Linked DNA regions of Homo sapiens: region 1 is linked to region 2. The links are chromatin loops, found by intact Hi-C in ENCODE. Cell type or tissue: natural killer cell. All regions are shown on one strand. Each heading gives the region's core, and the rest is flanking DNA. Links, peaks and the distances in the headings are about the cores only. Region 1 overlaps ST8SIA6 (ST8 alpha-N-acetyl-neuraminide alpha-2,8-sialyltransferase 6). Region 2 overlaps HACD1 (3-hydroxyacyl-CoA dehydratase 1).

What was found. A loop is a pair of places that touch in the nucleus more often than their neighbours do. Peaks named below come from ENCODE experiments on the same cell type or tissue, not always from the same donor. Only the 100,000 strongest peaks of a DNase experiment are listed, where the experiment ranks them.
Region 1: a loop joins it to region 2, with 22 times the contacts of the local background. A loop is called at or near these places in 13 of 110 quality-filtered maps.

Annotation. Positions count from the first base shown.
Region 1 is chr10:17,405,440-17,415,136 of GRCh38, reverse strand. All of the region lies in intron 2 of ST8SIA6 (ST8 alpha-N-acetyl-neuraminide alpha-2,8-sialyltransferase 6), which reads left to right. ST8SIA6-AS1 (ST8SIA6 antisense RNA 1) reads right to left here. Exons shown (of 3, transcript NR_034129.1): 3 at 6,851-7,169. Among named protein-coding and RNA genes, the nearest start is that of ST8SIA6-AS1, 23 kb to the right of the region's middle. In natural killer cell, for the core only: no CTCF peak of the experiment used is centred there; a DNase peak (open chromatin) is centred at 5,766.
Region 2 is chr10:17,594,519-17,604,215 of GRCh38, reverse strand. HACD1 (3-hydroxyacyl-CoA dehydratase 1) reads left to right here. Exons shown (of 7, transcript NM_014241.4): 2 at 169-286; 3 at 472-490; 4 at 568-656; 5 at 4,805-4,926. Among named protein-coding and RNA genes, the nearest start is that of HACD1, 18 kb to the left of the region's middle. In natural killer cell, for the core only: a CTCF peak has its summit at 4,898; a DNase peak (open chromatin) is centred at 4,925.

The sequences.
Region 1 (9,697 bases), core at 2,649-7,648, 190 kb after region 2:
ATTTGTTAGAGAAGTGGTGCTTACAGGGGGTAGAAAAATGAGTTGGGAGATGGAGAGGGATTATGGAGTCAAGGGAGGAGCGTGTTTGTGTGCTTGTGAGAAGGATAACCCTAGTTATGTAAGAGAAGGAAGAGATGAGGGGGTCAGTAATGTTAAGAAAGTGAGACGGGCAGGAGCCAGAACATACTGGGGGTTACTGATTTTTGATGAGAGCAGGGACATTTTTTTCTGTTGTAACATATGGTAAGATGAAAAACACAGGCACTCTGAAGGACTGAATTCTGTCTCCCCAAAATTCATGTTGAAGCCACAGTCTCAAATGTGACTATATTAGAAGATAAGGTCTTTAGGGAGATAATTCTATTTAAATGAGGTCATAGAGCTACCCCTTAATTTGATAGGGCTGGTGTCTTTATAAGAAGAGGAAGAGACACTAGCACTCTCTCCCTCATGCATGCACCAAGAAAAGACAATGTGAGGACCCAGCCAGCAGGCAGCTGTCTGCAAGCCAGGAAGAGAGCCCTCACCAGGTACCAACGATGCCAACATTTTGAGTCTTCAAAATATGAGATGAAAAATTTCTGTTGTTTAAGCCACTCATTTTATGGTATTTTGTTATGGCAGCCCAAGCTGACTAAGACAGGCACAGAAACTTAGAGATTTTTAGATACAGTGGGAGCAGTATGAAAGTGTTGCTCCTCTGCAGGCTTCTATTTTTTTCAATAAAGTATGAAGTGAGGTCATCAGCAGCAGAGAGTGAGTGTGGAGGTGGGGATATGGGAGGTTGGAGGAGACGGGAGAATAAATAACAATTTTGAAAGAGGAAAATGAAATTTATTAGGAAAACATAGTAGGACTGCCAGGTATCCTTAAATGCCCATTTGAAGTTCATAGAACTTAGAGTGAAATCATTCAGGAGAGTTTCTCTAGCAGTATTTGGCTAGTTGGGGGTAGCCCCAAATGGCAAAGAGTTGGGTACATCCATGCCTCCAAATTTGCCAGTCAAGGACAACAGAAAAAGAAACAAGAGAGATAAGAATGTTTTCAAGGGTGTGAGTTGGGGAAGGAGGGAAATGAAGATAGGAGGCGTGTATGAAGATAGGAGGCGTGTATTGGGCATGGGGGCTTCTCAATGAGATTAAAGAATCACTGCAGAGAGAATACTAGAATAAGTGAGCTGGATAAATAGAATGTATTGACATTAACAGTAATATATTCATTATATGAAACTAGTGATAAAAAATACCCACTTCACAGGATTATTCCAAGGAACAAATGGAAATACTTGGTAAACGACAATGTGAGTTATCAGTCTTACAGTAACTAAAGTAATGTAGAAGATAAAACAGATCTTGATTTCTTTAGGCCATTCTACTACAACTATCATGAACAAAATCATAATATGTAAATGATAACATGCTAACTAGATTTATGACCATTGAAGAAGAATATCAAAATTGTTTATTCTGCTTATTTTTAGCTCTGGCCCAATTCTAGGGCCATTCCCTTGTCAAAATGGTCAGTATTTCTGTGTAAGACAATCCTTTATGTGAGAAATTTCAGAGTGGGACACTGTGTAAGTAAGCCATTTGGTGTTTTCCAGGTATCAGCAATGATTAGACAGAAGCGATGTCAAAGAACTATAATTTTAATTTCAGGAATTTTAAGCCAATAGTTGGAGGAACTCTGAAGAAATGTAGACAGTCTGTTTTTCTTATATCTTGAATTGCTCAAGCAGAATGAGAATGTGATAAGACTCGTAAATTCCAAATTACATTCGACTGTATCTAATAAAGAGATTTAAGAAGTTGAGAAAATATATGTTATTACTGGGAAAGAAATAGAAAGTTAAGCAAAAAAAAAAAAGAAGAGGAGAAGAAAAGATAATAAGTAGTTGAACTAAATGGAAGCGTTCAATGCCCAAGGAAAAAGCCCACAGCTGTAATAAAAATAATCATCCTGAATATTATATTCCTTGAATTAAAAAATGCATTCAATCTTTGATAGAGTTGAAAAAGAGGTGTTTTAGATAACAAAATGCTAGCACTGTGTAAACACTGATCTCAAATTCTCCTTAGTTCTCTTATACTAATGTGCACTTATATGGATTTACAGGTCCTTAGAAGTACTTACTGATTCATACATACTTTTATCTTTTGTTAATTGATGCATAATAATGTACATAGTTTTGGAGTACACATGACAATTTAATACATTTGTATAATTTGTAAATATCAAATCAGTATACTTGGGATATCCATTAAGTATTTGTCTTTTCTTTATGCTAAAAACACTCACCTTTTTCTCTTGTAGCTATTTTGAATTGTACAAAAGATGGTTGTAAACTATAATTACCCTGCTGATCTATCTAACATTAGGTCTTATTTCTTCTATCATATTGTATATTACCATATATACTTTTAAGTACTTACAGATATTTACCCATTCCTGTAAAATTCTTGCAGTCAAAGTTTCTACAGACCTGAATATTAGGAAAATGCAGGTTTAGTCCTAAAAAGGATACCGTGATGCAGCCATTGATGTAGCAGTGACTGGCTCCCCTAGGCTCAAACAATGCATTGACCTTTAGAGGGCAGCCAAGTGGAGCTCACGCAGGTTAATTCCAGTGCATGGCCTTGTTAGATCACATCATATCCCCTGCCTAGTGCCAGACACTTAATGCAGGAATAGTATGGTTTCAGGAGCCCCTCTCTGTCCAAAATTTGGTACCTGCTTCAGAGTCAGAATCCCAACTTTAGTGCCTTTGATTGGATTAATAATTTCTCTGAGCTCCAGGTCTGGGGATTGGGCTTGGCTTGGCAGTTGGGTTAGTCAATGGGATAGGATGTGGCTCTAGAGTTGCAGTGGCTGGAGGTTGGAGGGCCTGGGATGAGGGATAGGCTAGCAGGGAGAGCAGGCATTGTCCTAAGAAACAGAAGCCCAAAAATCTGTGATGTGAGGATGGTCACAGCAATTGCTAACCATGGTCAAGAGGGATCCCCAAAGGTGAAAGCTGAGAATGGCAAATCTCTTCAGCTGGAGTGGGGGTAGAAGTTGAGACAGGGGCAAGCATGGGCAGGCTAGGGAGGCAAGAGGGGCCAGGGTGCAGCGAGAGGGGCTTAAATGATTGCAGCCATTTGAACAGGCTGGCCATGGCTCTCTTTGGTTTTGCTTAAAGGCAACTGAGTTAGGAGTGAGGGCAGAAAAAAAAAAACATTCCTTAAAAGCATTTTCTGAAATGCAAATATATGTTCATCATGAAGTGTGAAACATTAAAAACTCATTAGAACTCATTGCCATGCATGATCCTGCTCACAAAGCCTAGTTTTTCAGATGAATAGGAAATAGGGCCAGGAATTAAAGAACAAGAACAGATATCCTCCAGGTGGAAGGTACTTTAGAGAGAAACCTGACATGTCTTGGAAAAGAGGTCTTGCAGGCAAATAGAGACAAAGCACCTGGGCTCTGCCAAGTTAGAATGAAGACAGCAAAGCAAAAGAAAATCTGCAACAAGACAAAGTAGCTCCAACTTAACTAGATGCAGGTTATTCCAAATTTAAGTGAAATAACAGTGGGGCATTTTATCAGCTGGGAAATTGGGAATAAGCAGATAGAAGATTAATACACTTTCATGCAATCAAGAGTTCAAGTCTGGGCCAGGTGCAGTGGCTCATGCCTGTAATCCCAGCACTTTGGGAGGCCCAGGTGGGAAGATCACCTGAGGTCAGGAGTTCGAGACCAGCCTGGCCAACATGGTGAAACCCCTTCTCTACTAAAAATACAAAATTAGCCGGGTGTGGTGGTGGGCACCTATAATCTCAGCTACTAGGGAGGGTGAGGCAGAAGAATTGCTTGAACCTGGGAGGCAGAGGTTGCAGTGAGCCGAGATCGCACTGCACTCCAGCCTGGGCGACAAGAGTGAAATTCTATCACACACACAGACACACACACACACACACACACAAAGAGTTCAAGTCTGTTGGGTAGGGTTATTCCTTCTGAGTTGTCTGAAATGACATGTGATTGATTGCATTTCTCAGAACCGACTACCACATTCAAGTAATTTTATTCCATCTTTTTTGAGGATCACTGTTTTGTGTGTTTCCTTGTTGAAATTCATCTGTAATTGTATCGCTTCATTTTGTGATTGATAGGTCCCTTGGGATGCTCTGCTAACCCTTCCTAATTACAGTTTACCTAAGCACAGTAAATTTGGTTAGCCAATTCTCTCACACTTTCATTAAATATTAATGAGAACACTTGAGTAACATCATTTTAAATATGGTAAAATCTCAATTAAATAGAATAAACAAGGATTGAGTTTTTCTAGTTAATTAAATCTTATAATTAGCTGAAGGTTAACCAGGGGATCTTTTGGTTTGAAACCCTCCTGGTGATTTTTTTCTAGTGTCTTATTTTGTTTTTCCATCTGATCCACTCCAGGTTTTAATTTTCCCTGGATGAGTTACCATCTTGCAATACCTCATGCTTAGTTGTCTCTTATTCATTCATTCATTTGTTCAAATTTATTAGGAGGCTACTAATAGATGAGGAAGTCATACCAGAGACAGACATGACAATGGTAAAACAGCACATAAAGGGCAAATTCTAGAAGTTGTTCTTTCAACAAATTCTAGTTTATAGTTTTTGCTATTATTGTCTTACAAAGCGTGGGTTATAGAAAAAAAAAATCTTGGTTGATGGGGAGATTCTTGTGTGCTTCCTGTTAACTGAATGAAGTAGTTTTCCTCCTTTGCGTTTCAGAATTTTGAAAATCATCATTATTTTTTGACAAGGCCTTTGCCTCATTTATAAAACTGTCTCAGTACGATGAGACATATCACTTGCTATTTATACTTTATTGTGACATACTCTTCTTGCTATTTCATTTCTTATTTAAGGTGCATGCAAATGTTTGGGCATGATTTCTGAAAGATTTTTTGCACTAATCTTTGTTCTGATGACACTCAGCTGAACTCCACAAATAAACCCCAAACAGTCTTTAGAAGATACACAAACACTCTCCAGTTTTGAATGTTAAACCAGCATATTAGGATTCTGTTCACTGCTCACATGTGTCTGACAACTAGTTTTTGTAGTGTTAGGTTTTCATGGTATATCATTTCCCTGGGGCTTCCACATTAATTAGGCAGCTTTTCCATATTGACTCCCAGACTTGGACCGGTTTTCATTGGTTCACTTCTTTCTTGCTCTGTTGGCCAGAAATCACTCTATGGTTTTTGTTTATTGTTTGTTTGTTTGTGATGGAGTTTCGCTCTTGTTGTCCAGGCTGGAGTGCAATGGCGCGATCTTGGCTCACCACAACCTCTGCCTCCTGAGTTCAAGCAATTCTCCCGCCTCAGCCTCCCGAGTAGCTGGGATTACAGGCATGCACCACCATGCCGGCTAATTTTGTACTTTTAGTAGAGACGGGGTTTCTCCATGTTGGTCAGGCTGGTCTCAAACTCTCGATCTCAGAAGACCCGCCTACCTTGGCCTCCCAAAGTGCACTGGTACAACCACAGCTTACTGCAGCCTCATACTCCTAGGTTCACTTTTTTTTTTTGGTATAGGCAGGGTCTTGCTATGTTGCCCAAGCTGGTCTTGAACTCCTAGGCTCAAGTGATCTGCCTGCCTTCGCCTCCCAAATTGCTGAGATCCTGCCTTGGCCTCCCAAATTGCTGAGATTACAGGCATGACCCACCACACCTGGCTGCTCTACCCTATTAAACTTTGTTTTGCCTTGTTTTGTTCTTTTAAAGAAGATTCCACAACACCCTCTACAGGAGTTCCTAGGTATTGAACCTGATGCTTTCCTGAAAATGAATATAAAACATGAATATGTAAAAGTTGAGCTATAGACTTGCAGATTGTAAGAGAATCTTCACTCTTAGATGAGTAAACTTATTTTAAAACTGTAGTTATGGTTCAAATATTTAAGTATTTGTAAATTATTTAATGTTACAGCACCTAATAGCCATCTCAAACACTCAAATTAGCATGGAGTCAACACTGAATACAGATAAGGTATTTTCCCATTAAAATTCTTATTTCAGCTGGATGCTGTGGCTCACGCCTGTAATCCCAACACTTTGGGAGGCCAAGGCAGGCAGATCACCTGAGGTTGGGAGTTTGAGACCAGCCTGACCAATATGGAGAAACCCCATCTCTACTAAAAATACAAAAAAAAAAAAAAGAAAGAAAGAAAATAAAATTAGCCAGGCATGGTGGCACATGCCTGTAATCCCAGCTACTTGGGAGGCTGAGGCAGGAGAATCTCTTGAACCCGAGAGGCAGAGGTTGTGGTGAGCCAACATTGTGCCATCACCCTCCAGCCTGTGTAACAAGAGCGAAACTCCGTCTCAAAAAAAATAAATAAATAAAAATAAAAAATAAAATTCTTCTCTCAAAATTCACTTATTTGAGTTTTAGTGAAGATGTATTTATTTATTCATTTATTTATTTTATCTTTTTTTTTTGAGACAATCTCGCTCTGTCACCCAGGCTGGAGTGCAGTGGCACCATCGCGGCTCACTGCAACCTCCACCTCCCGGGTTCAAGCGATTCTCCTCTCTCAGTCTCCCAAGTAGCTGAGATTACAGATGCCCCCATGCCCAGCTAATTTTTGCCTTTCTAGTAGAGACGGGGTTTCACATGTTGGCCAGGCTGATCCTGAACTCCTGACCTCAAGTGATCCACCCTCCTCGGCCTCCCAAACTGCTGAGATTACAGGTGTGAGCCACCGTGCCTGGCCTGAGGAAATATTTAATTAGCAGAGAAATTTACTTCTTTTTTTGGTTGAGAAAAAGAACTTGCTGATGGTGATTGCATAGCTAATATGGACACGTAAGCATGTATATAACTGACATTTAATGACATTTCCAGAACTCACATTCTTGGATTGGGTGTCTTCTCAGAAGCGACAGGGTTTCTTCGGTCGTCATCCAGTTTGCTTGCACAAACCCTATTCAAGGGTTGCATTTGTCGGGCTGGATCCAGAGCGGAGCCTGACTGGGTGCTTTGGCCATGATGGATGGGGGTTACTCTCTTCTCTGTAGCAGAACTCCTGGAAGACTGAACCATGCCACTGAATCAGGAAAATAATTATGTTAGATGTCCCCAGTAACATAAGTCTCCTCTTCCATTATTTCCTTTATTATGATTTTTATCTGAAAATTAAAAACAGAACACTTATTGGTGACATGATGAGAGCTCACTTTACTTTTGTAGCTTTCAAATGGACTCACTGCTTTTCCCACAAACCCTTCTGCCTATGAGACAGTCCAACATTTCTTGTGTGTGAAGTCTTGCTCTAGACTATTATGAAAAAGACGGTCAGGGCAGAAGAACTTGATCCAGGAGACTTTTAAGAACTTGTTACTCAAAGTGAGACCCTTAGTCCAGTGGGACTGGCATTGTCTGGGAGCTCGTAGATATGACACCAAACCAGGTTCATTCTGCCTGCACACAGTAAGCCAGTCATGGTGACAATGGGTTTTGCAAAAGAGAAAAGATTTACTCACAGGGCAACCCAGCCAGGAGATGGGAGAACAGCTCTCAAATCTACCTCCTCAAGGATAATGCTTAGGGATATTTATGGAGTAAAGAATTAGGATGGTCTAAGGTGGGGAAAGGTGATTGAGGGTGGGGAGAAGTGAGGTAACTGGTGATCTGAGCAAGTGCAGTCTGGGCTCACGGCTCTTCTTAGGACACATGGTCAGAAAATAGCAGTGTTAACATGATCTGAGGGTGGAGTTTTGGCCCTCTGATGGCAAGTGTCACTTTTCCGACATCCATGCAGGTGCATTCAGAGGGTTGGTGGTCTCAGCTGGTTTGAACTGGACAGGGGCCGCCCCAAGTTCCTGAAAGACAACTTAAGCAATTGTTACTATGGTGACATATATGTCAGAGTGTTATTTATAGGGAAGCTAGTGAAGGCTAAGTTATAGCATTTAGCAGCCTGACTTTAAGCTATGTGGGTTTAAAAAATCAACAAGCAGCAAAAATCAACAAGGTGCAAGCAACTTAAAAGATTAGCCCTCAGTAGCCGGACGTGGTGGTTCACACCTGTAATGCCAACACTTTGAGAGGCCAAGGCAGGCAGATCACCTGAGGTCAGGAGTTCAAGGCAGCCTGGCCAACATGGAGAAACACCATATCTACTAAAAATAAAAATTAGCCAGGTGTGGTGGCACATGCCTGTAATCCCAGCTACTTGGGAGGCTGATGGGGGAGAATCACTTGAACACGGGAGGCGGAGGTTTTGGTGAGCTGAGATTGCACCGTTGCACTCCAGCCTGGGCAACAAGAACAAAATTCCATCTCAAAAAAAAAAAAAAAAAAAAGATTAGCCCTCGGTTTCAGAAATGTAGAATATTAGGGCCTACCCTGGATCTACTCAACCAGAATCTGCATTTTAACACATTTCTCAGGTGATTCATGGGCACACTGCAGTTGAAGAAGTGCTGCCTTAAGAGGCCTGCCAAGACAGTAACAACCGCCGCTGTATAGACTATGAATGGGAGAAAAAAGTAACTCTTCCTCAACCCTCATACGTTTGTAGTTGGGACAGACTCACAAGAAAAGACAGATTAACAAGAGAAAAACAAGCAAGTATATTAATGCATGCAGTGCACATCCCGTGGGAGAAAAGTAACTCAAAGCAGTGGCTTTAAGAGTCTGGCTTATGTCGTATATTCGACAAAGAACAATACAGCTCAGAGAAGTGACAAGACAAAGGGGAAGCTGTCCCAGGATCCTAGAAGTGGGAAAATGTGGGAAGGCAAATTTATGGGAAATGAAGGGAGTGAAGTCCACTGGCAGAATCTCCTGGCTTTGTTGCTGAGCTGATAAAAGGTTGTAAAGGAGAATTTACATCCTGGCTTTAGGTGCAAAATAGGGGGAGGGTAGAAGACCTTTTGTCTTTGCAATTCTCTGCCCTGCTTTTAGGCAAACAGAAGGAAGGCAGAGAGCTTTTCTGTCTGCTTCTTAATTGCCTTTAGCTCAAAAAACATTTATGTCAAAGAGGCATATTTTGAGGTGACACATTCTGGTTTCTTTGAACAAATACTGCTGAATACTGATTATTAAGCAGGGTCTCCACTCCAATGACTGTGCTAAGTGTTTTTATGCATTGTCTCATACAGATTTTGCATCAAATTCATCAAAGAGAGGATTATTCTCATTTTGCACCTGAGGAAGCTGAAATCATAGAAGGGCTAAATAACTTTCTTCTTTTTTTTTTTTTTTTTTGAAATGGAGTCTTGCTCTCTTGCCCAGGCTGGAGTGCAATGATGGCATGATCGTGGCTCACTGCAACCTCCACCTCCTGGATTCAAGTAATTCTCCTGCCTCAGTCTCCTGAGTAGGGGGCACTACAGGCACCCACTACCACGCCCGGCTAAGTTTTGTACTTTTAGTAGAGACAGGGTTTTGCCATGTTGGCCAGGCTGGTCTTGAACTCCTGACCTTGTGAAATGCCCACCTCGGCCTCCCAAAGTGCTGGGATTACAGGAATGAGCCACCACATCCAGCCAATAACTTTCTTAAGGTTAAGCATCTAGTATGTATCAGAGCAGGAATTTGAGTGATTGTCCACTTGCCTTTAAAGTTTATCCTCTTGATCACTGTAATTTGTTTATTTGATTCAAATATGTTGTCAGCAACCTCATTTGAGGTGTTAAAAGATAATTTTCAT
Region 2 (9,697 bases), core at 2,658-7,657:
CCGTGCCAGGCCTGTATAGACCACATTTCAAGTATCCATTCACTCACTTATGGACACCTGGGTTGCTTTTACCTTTTCACTATTTTGAATAACGCTGCTGTAAACACAAATGTATAAATCAGTGGTATTAAGTTCGAAAGAACTTTATGAAATACTTTTTTTTTTTAGGTGGTTGGTTCTAGCTATTGCCATGGTACGTTTTTATATGGAAAAAGGAACACACAGAGGTTTATATAAAAGTATTCAGAAGACACTTAAATTTTTCCAGACATTTGCCTTGCTTGAGGTAAGTTTTCCATCATGCTGTTTTTCTATTGCTGTAATATTTATGTGAACATTTTTTGTTGTGCAAAATCAATATGATTTTGCTGATTACATACCACCTATGGATTTGCTGAATGCCAATGTTGACAGTGGTTTATTTAATGTTTTCTATTATTGACGTAATGATTTTTTTCTATTTGCTTACAGATAGTTCACTGTTTAATTGGTGAGTTTTTGCTTCAATTTTATACTTTTATTATAAATTGCCTTTAGGGCAATAGTTCACTTGTTTTTCTTTTTAAGGAATTGTACCTACTTCTGTGATTGTGACTGGGGTCCAAGTGAGTTCAAGAATCTTTATGGTGTGGCTCATTACTCACAGTATAAAACCAGTAAGTGACACAAACATGTTGTCTACTTGAGCCTGCAGGAAAGCTTTCCATTCATAGGAATCTAAAATATTAACATTTGTATATTTCAGGAGGTGGAAGTGTTGGACAAAAAGGAGTTGGGTTTGAGTTTTAGATGTTGTGCATTGACTTAGTGCCTTAGCAGAATGACTTTGATACACAAACAAACCCAAATATTGGCATCTTAGATCCGTAATATATTCTCCTTTGATATTTTCCAGTTTTTGAAATCAGTATTCAGGTTCTGTCAAATAACCTGCAGAAAATGTTCTTTTCTATAGAAGTTTCTTTTCAATCCAAGTTGTCCTCTTTGATTATGTAATCGAAGTTGTCAGTATACAATTTATTATTTCTGGCCAGCCGCAGTGGCCCACACCTGTAATCCCAGCACTTTGGGAGGCCAAGGCGGGTGGATCACCTGAGGTCAGGAGTTTGAGACCAGCCTGGCCAACATGGTGAAACCCTGTTCCTACTAAAAATACAAAAATTAACCAGGCGTGGGGGCGAGCACCTGGAATCCCAGCTACTCAGGAGGCCGAGGCAGAAGAATCGCTTGAACCCGAGAGGCAAAGGTTGCATTGAGCTGAGATTGTGCCACTGCACTCCAGCCTGGGCGACAGAGCGAGACTCCGTCTGAAAAAAAAAAAAATTATATCTTATTTAGCATTGAGTATTACAGCAACAGACATAAAAAGTAAATGCAGTTCTGTAGATCTGAACAAACGGAAAAGACTGAAAGTTAGAAGGGGTCAAAGGATAAAAATTTTAGTTAGGAGGAATTAAGTTCAAGAGATCTATTATGCAACGTAGTGACTATAGTTAATAGCAATGTATTGTATATTTGAAAATTGCTAAGAGAATAGTGATCTTACCACAAATAAATAAGTACATAAGGTAATACATAGGTTCGTTAGCTTGATTTAGCCATTTCACAATGCGTACATATTTCAGAACATCATGTTGTACACCATAAATATATGCAATTTAAATTTTCAATTAAAAATAATTGTCAAAAAATTGCTAAGGAGCTTTAGGAAAAATAAACAATTTTTATTGAGGCATGACAGGAGACAGACCTAATTATTGAATCTAATTAATGATTCAAACCTTTCAGGCGAGATAGACACCATGCTGCTATGTCAAGATATTGGGCATTTTAAACCCATGACAGGGCCGGGCGAGGTGGCACAAGCCTGTAATCCCAGCACTTTGGGAGGCCAAGGTGGGTGAACCACCTGAGGGTCAGGAGTTCGCGACCAGCCTGGCTAACGTGGTGAAACCTCATCTCTACCAAAAATACAAAAATCAGCCAGATGTGGTGGCGGGCGCCTGCCATCCCAGCTACACGGGAGGCTGAGGCAGGAGAATTGCTTGAACCTGGGAGGTGGAGGGTGCAGTGAGCTGAGATCGCACCACTGCACTCCAGTTTGGGTGACAGAGTGAGGCTCCATCTCAAAAAAAAAAAAAAATTAAACCCATGACAGGAACATTTCCTATGTCAACCCTTCTGACCTTCTTGACAGCCTTTAGAGCCTCCTGTCTACTCGAGGACAGATCTCTGGCCTCCTTTCCATTTCTCACATGCCTTTCTTAGATGCTTGGGGACTGACACCTGACCTCTTCTCTGTTCCTCTTAGCTTCACTGGCCCCCTGTCTGCATGGGGACAGCTCACTGACCTCCTGCTCTTTATACTTTATCCCTCTTGACTAGTATCTTTCACTCAACTTGCATGATTTACCTGCACCCTAAACAGCGACTGCCATGCAGATAGTGCAGATAGCAGTGAGCACATGCAATGGGAGAGGCAAACTATTAATTAACTTTGCCTACTAGTTTAAAAGCAGGAGGACAGCATTAACAGACTAGAAGACAGACTCTTCCAGGCAGTGAGGGAATATAATAGCTGAGTTAGGACCACCATGAGTCTGAAGAATGAAGAAGAAAGACAACATTAACTAGACATTAACTAGAGAGATGGAGGTAAAGGGAAGCTTGAGAGTCGCGAGTTCCAAAAATAAAACAGGACCCGTCTGCCCCGTTTATCCTCCAGAGGATCTCTGCCTTAATATTCCTATTTATTTTTTGCTGACGATAGTTTCCCACTGGTACCTATTCAGCACTCGTTAATTAATTCAACCAATATTATTGAATGCGTTCTCTACACCTGGTGCTGTGCAAATTTCTGGATTTACAGAAATGAATAAGGTGGGCGGGTGGGGTGGCTCACGCCTATAATCCCAGCACTTTGGGAGGCTGAGGCAGGTGGATCACTTGAGGTCAGGAGTTCGAGACCAGCCTGGCCAACATGGTGAAACCCTGTCTCTACTAAAAATTCAAAAATTAGCCAGGTGTGGTGGTGCGCACCTGTAGTCCCAGCTACTCGGGAGGCTGAGGCAGAAGAATCACTTGAACCCAAGAGGCAGAGGTTGCAGTGAGCTGAGATCGCATCACTGCACTCCAGCCTGGGTGACAGAGCGAGATTCTGTCTCAAAAAAAAAAAAAAAGAACAAGGCAATCCCAGCTGTCCAGTGTACTGGCTGTTGGGAAGTGGGGTACACTTAACGTTAAATCACGCACAATGCTAATCATGCACCTCATCTGTGCCCGGCAGTGTGCTGGGATATGGCTGTTGATAAAACAAACATGGTTCTCGCCTGGTGGAGCCTATACTTGGGAGAGAAGCTAAACAAATATTTAATCATATACGTGTTAAGTGCTTTGAAGCAAGAGCTCGGTATGCGTTGCAGTATACCTAAGGACTTAGTCTGACGTAGGGAGTGCAAGAAGGCTTCCCTTAAGGAGGGATACAGATGTTGAATGCTGACATGTACAAGAGTTAGCCAGACAACTCTTAGTACAGATTGGCAAATGCCACAACACAGATATGAACAAAGTACAGTAGAAGAAGGGTGCTGGGCTGGGCATGGTGGCTCATGCCTGTAATCCTAGCACTTTGGGAGGCTGAGGCAAGCAGATTACATGAGATCAGGAATTCGAGACCAGCCTGGCCAACACGGTGAAACCCCGTCTCTACTAAAAATACAAAAATTAGCAGGGCATGTAATCCCAGCTACTCCGGAGGCTGAGGCATGAGACTCATTTGAACCTAGGACGTGGAGGTTGCAGTGAGCCGAGATCATGCCACTGCACTCCAGCCCGGGTGACACAGCAAGACTCCGTCTCACATAAATAAATAAATAAGCTAAATAAATAAATAAATAAAGGTGGTGAGCAAATAACTGCTCAGGGTGAGAGGAGAGGGTTGGAGTCAGTTTTCTAGAGGGCGAGATGTTTTAGCTGAATCTTGAAAGATAGGAAAAGATTTTTTATGGAATAAGAGAGTAACATTCCAGTGAGAGTGAATAGCATGTGTTAAATTGCACAAGTTCAGAGCATATTCTGGAAATAACAACATCTAGTGTCACCAGAGAGAGAAGTAGGTAGAAGGGTTGAATAATTGTAGATGAAGTTGGAGAGATTTCCGAGCAAGGATTGCAAAGAACCTTGAATATGGTGCCCAGGTATTAGGGCTCATCCTTTTATTCTGTTAAGAAGTGTGGGACCAGTGAAACTTTTAAATCACAGGACTTAGCTGATTCCAATTTGTTTTTTATGTATTTGCTTCTTTGACTTCTTTTTAAAAGACAACTTGCATTCATGAGGACAATAAAGGGAGGAAAGACTATTTAGGAAACAGTTACAGTAGTCAAGATGAGAGATGATAAACCCCTGAATTAAAATAGTAGTAAAAGGGCCAAAGATGAGTGAGCAATTCAAGCGTTGGTCCTACAGTAGAACAGGTGTGATTCAATGATTACTAGAAGTAGGAGGGTCAGATTTTGGTTTCAGCAAGGTAACATTGTCCTCTGATGATAGCGTTATTTCCTGAAGTGAAGGACGAGGGAAGAAAAACGAGTCTATGCTCAACTATTCCTGTGCATAAGATACGTTTAAGTTCCACGTTTATAATTAATTATGTTAATGGTGACTGCATTAAGTTTTCTATATTGCATTTGCCTAACCCTAACATTCCATTATAAATAAAAGGCAATAAATAAGTAAAGTAAGTACCTTCACTGAAAAGTAAGTTCTAGGTTGAATGACACTGGGTTTCTCTGTAATTCTGCAGATCCAGAATGAAGAGAGTGTGGTGCTTTTTCTGGTCGCGTGGACTGTGACAGAGATCACTCGCTATTCCTTCTACACATTCAGCCTTCTTGACCACTTGCCATACTTCATTAAATGGGCCAGGTGGCGATATCTTGCAGTTTAGTTTCTCCTTGTCCTGTGCATGCTTATTTTGTGTGCTAACGCCAGAGAATTAAAATTCGTGTTTCAGCCCCACGATGCCAGAATGCTGTTATAGGAGGTATAACTGGTATAACTAATAATTATACAAGTTATGATTTGTATTCTAAAAGCTTAATGATGAGAGAGGAATCGTATTAATAAATATTTTGAGTGAAATCAATGTGAGACAAATTGTGGTATCCTTAACCTCAGAATTAGTCATTCATTTTTTTTTGGAAAGCACAATATACATTTTTGGAATTAGCTTACATAAGCAGTACCAAAAATATGTTTTTTTTTTGTCTGTGATGTAAATTATTTTAATAGTCAATCTAGCAGCCACAATTTATACCATTTACACAATGCGATTGGTTTTTTTCTTTGCTTTAAGTTGCAGAGACATTTTTAAAAGTCACACTTACTTAAAATTGTATTATTTGGAATGTGGATAAAATTTATATTTGAAGGGCTCCAAATATATCCTAAAGCAACAGTTTTTAAAGGAAAAGATATCTGTTCTTCTTGAAGTTTGAATTCTTTGAGCAATTGACGTTTTAGAAAGTTATTATAAAAGCAAAACTGCTCTTTGGAGAACAAGTCACAAATCAGTATAGACTTGTTCATTTTATTCTTTGTATTGTACTTTATGGTAGCAATAACAATGACAAATGGTGTGTGCCTACTGCATGCCTGAGATGTAGGTATGAACAAAACAAATTCTCTGTCTTATGATGAAGACAAAACATAAACTAATAATATGTGATATGTCAGGTGGTGATAAATGCTGGGATTATAGGTGTGAGCCACCATGCCTGGTCAATTACTATTTTTTAATCCCAAGTATTATACATGTTCAAATATAATAAATGAGAATATATAAACCAAAAAGAAGGAAAACCACTTTTAAATTACTTATAATCTCTCTAACCAAGGATAACCACTGTTAATTGTGTTTTATGGGTTTTTTTCTCTTTTTTTTTTTTTTTTTTTTGAGACAGGGTCTCATTCTGTCACCCAGGCTGGAGGATAGTGGCACGATCTCGGCTCACTTCAATATCCACCACCTGGGCTCAAGCGATTCTCCTGCCTCAGCCTCCCAAGTAGCTGGGAGTACAGGTGCAGGCCACCACACCTGGCTAATTTTTGTATTTTTTGTAGAGATGGGGTTTTACCATGTTGCCCAGGCTGGTCTCGAACACCTGAGCTCAAGTGATCCACCCACCTCGGCCTCCCTAAGTGCTAGGATTACAGGTGTGAGCCACTGCGCCTGGCCATGTTATATACTCTTTGTGACTTTTTAATATTCTCTAGCTCTTTTTTAGACACTTGCGGCTTACCACTTTGTATATGATGAGATACTTTGAAATTATAATTTGAGCTTAAGTGTCTTGTCTGTCATAAGAAGGTTGTACTACCATTTATATGGATTTGGTTGGTTTTAATCTTACTGTACATGAAAATGTGTTTACCTTTAGTGACTGAGCTTTTTAAAGGTTGGCAGTTTTGAATGTAGCTGGACTCTAATCCTAGAACACATCAATATCATTTCGCATGACAATGTTCTGGACCTCTGGCACCTTTGAAAATACTAACTTACCATATAGTCTCTTTTCATGTGCTGAATTTACAAAATTTGTCTGAAGAGGATAGCAGAATGTACATTGCATATTTTCCTGAGGTTGGCACATTAGACTTGATGGCTTTGTGTGTCTGTCTTTTGGAATGCATTTGCATGTCTTGAGTGTCTGGAAAAGATAAAAACTCTGCCATCGTATGTTTAAATTTGCTGTTTAGAAAGTGTTTATCCATTGCAGGCTGGGCGTGGTGGCTCATGCCTGTAATCCCAACACTTTGGGAGGCCAAGGTGGGCGGATCACTTGAGGTCAGGAGTTCCAGATCAGCCTGGCCAACATGGTGAAACCCCATCTCTACTAAAAAATTAAAAAATTAGCCACATGTGCCTGTAATCCCAGCTACTTGGGAGGCCGAGGCAGGAGAATTGCTTGAACTAGGAGGTGGAGGTTGCAGTGATCTGAGATCACACCACTGCACTCCAGCTTGGTGACACAGCGTGACTCTGTCTCAAAAGAAGAAAGTGTTTATCCATTGCCTTAATGTTAAACAAGTTATACAGTCTTTCAGCTTTGAAATCATATGTTACATAATACTTTGTCAGTTGATCATAATCATAAATAATTATGTTTCATGTCAAAAAGATCTTAAAAATCCCAGCCATCTAAATATGTTTCCCAACTCCATTAAGTAAGGTAAAATAATATTTGTATTTATGTTCAGATGTTGAAGCTGTCATTCTCGAATAAAACTACACTTTAGAAATGGCTTCTTAGTTATAAGTAGTTTGGCCTATTGTTACAGTTTGAATATACTTTGATTCTATTTATGTGTCATAAGTGTTCTTGGAAAAGTCCTCAGAATAGGTAATTGTATATATTAAGTTAGGTTTTTCATATTGATTTAAAATGCACTCCCTTCAAAAAAATTTTAGATAGTAATTGGGAACCTTCAAAGAAGCATTGTATCTTTTTTTTTAATGTGGTCTATCCATAGTTAAATCTCCCATACTGCCCTCAGAACTTAGAGAAGTAGTAACATGCAATCTTTTTGAAGTGCAAGTAAAGTCAAATTATATAATTTGTTCCCATTTCATTAGAAATTTTCATTGCCCTTAAGACTTTCAACTAGCTTATTGTAGGAGTGTTAATTTTTTCTTCTATTGAAGAACAATCCTGCCAAAAAAAAAAAAAATCTTTTGAAAACCACATAAAGTAAAAATTGCAACTTAATCAGTTTGGGTATTTTACTGAGACAGGTATATAAAATGTCCAGTTATGGGATTTAATAAATTGAGGAATAGGGAAAGATTGATTTAAATGATACACAAATAACTACCCAAAACTGGTAAGAAAGCAGGGAGTTTCTCCAAGGCCAAGAAGGGATTAACAGGTACAGTGAAGGAATCATTCTTCTTTCTTGAATAGCTCATCTATTTTGGCAAATAATTCTGCCCTTCTCCCCATCTCTTATCTTCGCATATCCTTGACATACAGGAATAATGCAATTTTTAATTTGTCTCCAAGCTTCTTCAATACTGACAACTTTGACTTTTCTTTATAGATATTTCCTAATGCCAACAAAATGATTAAATAAAATACAGATTAATTTGATTTCTTTTTCCATCAAAATGTTGACCTTTTGTTTTAAATTAAAAACATTTTTCTTTTTTTAAATTAAATTTATTTTTTTTGAGACAGGGTCTCGCTGTGTCACCCAGGCTGGAGTACAGTGGTGCGGTCTTGGCTCACTGCCCCCTTGACCTCCTAGGCTCAAGCAATCCTCCTGCCTTAGCCTCCCAAGTAGCTGGGGCGACAGGCATGCACCACTGTGGTCTGCTCATTAAATTTTTTTTTGTGAGACGGGGTCTTACTATATCGCCCAGAGTGGTCTTGCACTCTGGCCTCTTAAGTTTTCTGTGGTAACTGTTATATAGTGACTGAGTCAGAGAAAAATGATTTTTTTTTTTAATGAAGAAATATGATCATCTTGGATCCTTTAGGCCCCTCTTATTGGAGACCAGCCAGTAGAACACAGAGTGTTTCCTAATTGGAAGCATACAGGATGCCTGGCCTACTGTGTGTTCCAGACCTTGCCACAGACCAAATGAACACATGATGACTTTGGATTTAGAGTAGAACTTTCTTAACTCTACTTTAAACAAGCTCACTCTTCTTTTAATGTGGGAATTCAGGAACTAACTTGTCAATTTATTTTGTTACGGTAGCAGTTTTAGACAATATAATATACTCATTAGTAGCTACTCATGCTTCAGGTGGTATTATCAGTTTTCTGCAATAATTGGTTTTCATTAGTAACCACAAAGACTTTTTCAAATGCCTCTTAAAAATAACTACCTTGGTAATTTCAAGGTTTAGATATAAAATTTAGGATAATCACTGGTCTTTTTAAACGCAGTGTTTGATCAATAAATTACTAGCTGCCGCGGACAAAAGCAGTCATTTGTGATTTTATGCACCAAAGAAGTTACCATTACAATACTTTTTTTAAAGCTACATAGGCCGGGCATGGTGGCTCATGTCTGTAATCCCAGCACTTTGGGAGGCTGAGGCGGGTGGATCACCTGAAGGCAGGAGTTCAAGACCAGCCTGACCAACATGGTGAAACCCTGTCTCTACTAAAAATACAAAAATTAACCGGGCGTGGTGGCGGGCGCCTGTAGTCCCAGCTACCCAGGAGGCTGAGGCAGGAGAATTGCTTGAACCCGGGAGGTGGAGGTTGCAGTGACCCAAGATTGTGCCACTGCACTCCAGTCTAGGCGACAGAGTAAGACTCCATCTCAAAAAAAAACAAAAAACAAAAAAAAAAAACACCAAAAATTAGCTGGGTATGGTGGCACACACCTGTAATCCCAGCTACTTGGGAGGCTGAGGCAGGAGAATTACTTGAACCCAGGAGGTGGAGGTTGCAGTGAGCCAAGACTGTGCCGCTGCACTCCAGCCTGGTGACAAGAGCGAACTCCATCTCAAAACAAAAACAAGAAAAACTACATATACATTTTTTAATACATAAAAGTATTTTGGTACTCTAAAATAAGTTGATACTATTTTATTAAAAAGACATTGCCTATTATGGAAACTGGTATTAGGAAAAAAAGGATGATAATCAATAAGCAAATGATTAAAGTAGAACTATTAAC